Linked DNA regions of Homo sapiens: region 2 is linked to region 1. A link is a loop called in an ENCODE intact Hi-C map of the cell type or tissue named here. Cell type or tissue: sigmoid colon. All regions are shown on one strand. Region 1 has its middle 79 kb from the start of FENDRR. Region 2 overlaps FENDRR (FOXF1 adjacent non-coding developmental regulatory RNA).

Region 1 (2,500 bases):
ATGGTGCATTTGGTATAATTAGTGAACAAATACTGACACATTATCATTAACTAAAGTCTACGCTTTCTCTAGGCTTCCCTAGTTTTTGCCTAATGTGTGTTTCCTGTTCCAGGATCTCAGGTGAATTTAGTTGTCATGCCTCCTTAGGCTCCTCTTGGCTTCATCCCCTTCCCTTTTAATTTAAGGAGACGTCCTGGAGGTATCACATGACACTTCCTCTTACTGCTCATTGGCCAGAACTTAGTCACATGGTTGCACATAGCTGCAAGGAAGGCTGGGAAATGAGTCCTTTCCAGGTAGCCATGTGCCCAGCTGAACCTAAGGAGAGGTGGAGAATGGTTTCTGGGAATAGTGAACAGGCACTGCCACAGCAGGGTCTTAAGAGACCACTTCAGTCGGCTGTCTGCTGCAGGCTGACATGCTCCCAACAGCTGCATTTTGTGGAAGCAACTGCAGCCCAGGACAGTTAAGTGACTACTTCAAGATCACAGAGCCACTCCCTGGGGAGAGGGACAGCACATGTCCCTCCACTCTGCCAGGCTCCCTGGGCTCTCCCCTTCTCTTCATCTCGGAGCTTGTTTCGGAGCAGATGCCAGCTGTCATCCTGTTCCCACGCCAAGCCCCATTTCAGGCCTGGAGTCTGCCAAGAGTCTGCCCTTATCCCTGAGCTGGGTCAGATGGTCCTGCCCTGTCACCCTAGCCTGGATCGAACTGACCGGCTTGCCAGCCAATCTGTTCTTCTGGGAGCTTTTCTGGAGCGTCTGCACTGTGGCAGGCACTGTCGTAAGCCTCTTTACACTTGGAGTCTTGGAGTTCTCGAAGCAAACGCAGAGTTAAGCATTGTTACCGAGGCTCCCGGAGGTGAATCTGCCAAGGTCACAGCCAGTAGAAGGTGGAGCTGGGATCCCAATCAGGCCGTCTCGGGAGCCCACACTTGGGCCCCGTGTGACACAGTTGCAGAGCTCTAAGAGCTCATCTAACTCACGTGGGGACAGCGGGCGTCTGTATGTCTCTCTGGAGACTCTCGTGGTTCTGGAGGCCAAAAGTCCAAAATCAAGGAGTCCGCAAAGCTGGTCCCTTCTTGGGAAGTCAGGAGGAGAATCCGTTCCTTCCTCCCTCCCTGCTTCTGTTGCTGCCAGCGGTTCCTAGTGTTCTCTGGCTCGTAGACGCATCGTTCTGCTCTCTGTCTCCATTGTTTCCCAAGCCTACTCCCTGAGTGTCTGTCCAAACTCATCTTAACTTGATGACAGCTGCTCGATGACACCTTTTCGGAAAGTAAGGTCACATCCCCAGCTACAGAGGGTTACGACTAGGATCTACCCTTCTGGGGGTCACAAGCAGCCCACAACAAAGGGAGGTGCATAGGTACGTGCATAGGGAGGTGCTCGGCAGCCCAGGAGAGCTGCCGTGAGTGTGGTCAACTGTGGCCTTCCTGCTTACCTGTTTATTTTTGCCTGCCCTAACAATCAAGACGCCAGCAAGAAATCGATGTCCCTCTTACATGGTGACTTGGAAAGAGTTTCATATGAGGACAATTTACAGAAGACAGCAACAAGGGTGGTACAGCTCTCCTCCCCCTGCAAAACATAAACAGCAGGGAGCAGAGACCACCACCATGACTGAGGGGTTGGTGGGGGAGTTACTGGAACCCCAGACACAAAGAGGCCCAGTGGAGAGGGGCCTGTCCAACAGGAGCTGTGGCCTTCTTCAGAGGGACACAGCCAGCCTATGTACAAGTCTGTAGCAAGGCCAGTGACTACCCAGCTTCTCTCCCCACCTCCCTCGCATCTCTTGCTGTATCTTGATTTGGCTGAACTCAACAAGATGCCAGGGCAAAGGAGCCTGATTAATACGATGCAGGGGAGTCCACGTTACAATCTCTGAGGGCACAGAGGGAAAAGGAAGGAGAGGCAGACACAGGGAGCAGCTGGAAAGTGTCCAGTGCATCCACCCAGCACCCAAAACACCCTGCCCAAACGTCTGTGGTGCCAAATGCTCAGTGTGCAAGCTCCCCAGCAGTGGGGGCGTAGCAAGTGACAACCACTGGCGTGCACTTGGACATTGGAGTCTGGACTCGTGTGGCCAAGAAGCTGGAAGAGAGGAGAACCACTTCTGGAGATGGTGCTCCTGACAGCTTCACTGCACCCGCTCCCTGGGGTGCCAATGGCCGCAGCGCAGGGGGCTGGGGCTCATGCTGTGGCCTCCGAGCCCAGCTCTGGTGGTGGAAGCTGCACCCCACCAGCCTGATTCTATGCTTTCATTTCCCAGGCTCTCATTTCCACATCTTAAAGCCTTCTGGAAATTCTGTAAGCTTTTCAGTATCCCTTTCCAAATTCCTTTGCTGCTGAGTAAGGCAGAATGAGTGTCTGTTGCTCCAACCAAGAGCCCTCTGTGATACTGAGCAGGGGCAGCAGTCAGGGTCCTGGAAGGAAAGAGGCAGCACCCTTGGCTGGCGATCTGGAGAGCCTTTAATGAAGGGACCAGTTACAGAGGCTCACAC
Region 2 (2,500 bases), 69 kb after region 1:
CGGGAAAGACAGTCCAGCGCCCACCGGCCCGTGCTCGCCCGCCTGCCGAGCCCCGAGTCCCGGCAACGCGCCCCGGGTGCTCCGGTCCACTCGGCACACGCCGCGCGCGGGGCTCGGCCGAGGTGGCTTCGGGTGGCTCTGAAGCCTCGGTCTTCCCGGCTCCCAGGACGCCCCCCCCGCCCCCGCCCCTCCATTCAGCCTGTCATCTCGGCCCTCCGCCGCCTCCGGAGCCCCGACGGAGGTGCTGAGTTGTCAACGCAAATTCCTAGTTAAGCCACTTGTTGATAAACCCTCTAGGCAAATTGGTTCCGTCTTTACCTGCCCGCCCCGCCCCCGCCCCCGGCCCCAGCCGGCGCGCCCCTAATTGCTGGAGGAGCTCGACGCCGGCGGCGGCCTCTGCAGCGAGCTAATTGAGTTGGAACCCGAGCGGTCTTCGTTAAGCCGGACGCAAGGCGGGGACGGGGGAAGGGGGCGGGAGGTGAGACGCAGCCTGGGACCTCCGGCCTGGGGTTGGAGGCCCACGCTTGCTGGGGTGGGCTTTTGGTGGAGGAAGAGCAATCATGCGGAGGGCTCTGCCGCCGGGTTAAGTGGACGCAGCGACTATCTGGCGGTTCTCGGGGGTCTGCGTTCCCTGGTTCACAACCACCCCACCCCCACGCGCCTGTGCACATGTCCCTCCCGCCGCGCAGGGTCTCCGCGGGCGCGCCCCGCCCCAAATAGAGCTTACTACAGTAACCCGGGAGTCTCACATCTGCGCGTCCCCCACCCGCCCACCCCCGCACCGCCTGTACCCCAATTTCGGCCCGCACCCGACCAAATTTTAAAAATTGGGAGGGTTTTGGGGACTGCAATGGAAAATCAGCTGGCCCCGGCCCCAGACTCCGTCTACACTGGCACAGACAGGTGGAGTACAAAGCCGGCTTCCTGGATGATTCAGGCCCCAAATCGTAGGTAGAAATGTGCAAGTAATGGACCTTCGATCTGCTTTCCCTCCCTTAGCACATAATCCGTAGTATTCGCTGTTTCCCGTTGCCCCTATAGACACGCCCCAACCAATCTCGCACTGTAAGTGCATTTCTTGGGTTTTCCGGGGAAAAGCACGGTTCCAGCACCCCAGATTCGTCTACCTTGGATTCCGACCCAGGCGTCACCCTCTAGCGGCAATCTCAGTTGCATCCAGAGAACAGCGCCGAGGCCTCCCACTCCCAACCGTCTCCCCTCCTGGCTGGGGCGGGCAGGGGTTGGGGTTTGAGTATGATCCTGATACCCGGGGCCTGGGCAGTTTTACCACCGCCCAAGGGGCAGTCCCGGCGGGAGACGCGCGGGGCCTGGGTTTCCAGAAGGTGCCTCCCCAAGGGGGCGGGCCCCGGGTGCACCCCGGTGCCCCGAGGCCCCCCAGCCTGAAGGCAGGCCGAATCCGCCCTTGACCAAGTCGAGGCCAAGCGAGTGCGAAAAAGGCGTGTATGAGGGGCCCCAAGACCTTTTCCCAGCCTGAAAAGTTTTCGGCGTTGCAGCTCTGGCGTTCCTGGACCCCGGGCGCTCAGGCGCGCACCCCTCCCCTGGGCTGGTGAAGGTATAATAAACACGGCGTTCACGCCGGCAGGACCCATCATTAGCCCAAACCGCGGTGGAAAGGAGCGCTCGGTTGCAGAGCTAGAACAGCAGTTACCAGCCGGGGCTGCCTGGCACCCTCCCGCCGCCGCCGGCGCCTTCCTGGCCGCCGAGCTGCCTCGCAGCCAGGTCCCAATGCCGACCCCAAGGCGTGCCGCCCCTGGAACCCGCGGGGGTCCCAGGTCCACGCCAAAAGAAACGCGCTCTGCTTCTCCCGGGCGTCAGATGCACCGCCTCGGCCGGACGCCAGCCCTGGACAAATTTTTCCGGGAAGGCGACGTAAAGAATGTCAGACTTGCAAAACCAGAGTGCGCCTCGGTTGCTTAAAATGGAGAGAGAGAGAGAGAGAGAGAAGTCAGGGGCAGGTGGGCAGCGGTGGAGGGGCGGCTGCCCTGGAGTCACGGACTTCAGCAGAGGCGGCTTAGCAAAAAACGCAGAAAAACGTGGGGGCGGCAGCGGAGGGAGTGTTGGACGCTTACCGCTGGTCTCACAAAAGAATGAATTTGATTCCTAATTAAGTTAGTTTTCATGGTGCATTAAATGGATCTCAGCTCAATTTTGGGAAAAAAAACAATGACCCCACTGAGAGAAAGCTTCGCCTGCAGCTGCCAGTGGGAACGAAGTGGTTTTCAAACCCTAAGGGAGGTGGGAGGAGAGGCCAGATAAAAGGATCAATGCTGACCTTGGGTATATAACAAAATATTTAAAATATGTTGCGGTTTATGCTTTTTTAAATAGCGGGTCTTATACATCTACCCATGTCAGGGATAGAATTTTTGCAGGTAATTAATTGCTAACTATTAGGAAAAAATCCCCAGGATGAGAATTAATTGGCACTGGGGTAGAGAAATGCAGAGCACATATGAAAACCAAGTGAACCACAGAAATT

The links. A loop is a pair of places that touch in the nucleus more often than their neighbours do. Peaks named below come from ENCODE experiments on the same cell type or tissue, not always from the same donor. Only the 100,000 strongest peaks of a DNase experiment are listed, where the experiment ranks them.
Region 2: it touches region 1 in a loop (5-fold over the local background); 6 of 110 quality-filtered maps call a loop at or near these places.

What each region holds. Positions count from the first base shown.
Region 1 is chr16:86,428,665-86,431,164 of GRCh38, forward strand. No RefSeq gene overlaps it. Among named protein-coding and RNA genes, the nearest start is that of FENDRR, 79 kb to the right of the region's middle. In sigmoid colon, no CTCF peak of the experiment used is centred here; a DNase peak (open chromatin) is centred at 991; H3K27ac peaks cover 640 bases.
Region 2 is chr16:86,497,297-86,499,796 of GRCh38, forward strand. All of the region lies in intron 1 of FENDRR (FOXF1 adjacent non-coding developmental regulatory RNA), which reads right to left. Among named protein-coding and RNA genes, the nearest start is that of FENDRR, 10 kb to the right of the region's middle. RefSeq lists an enhancer at 1,003-1,627. In sigmoid colon, no CTCF peak of the experiment used is centred here; DNase peaks (open chromatin) are centred at 525, 1,305 and 1,875; H3K4me3 peaks cover 2,500 bases; H3K27ac peaks cover 1,904 bases; H3K27me3 peaks cover 2,365 bases.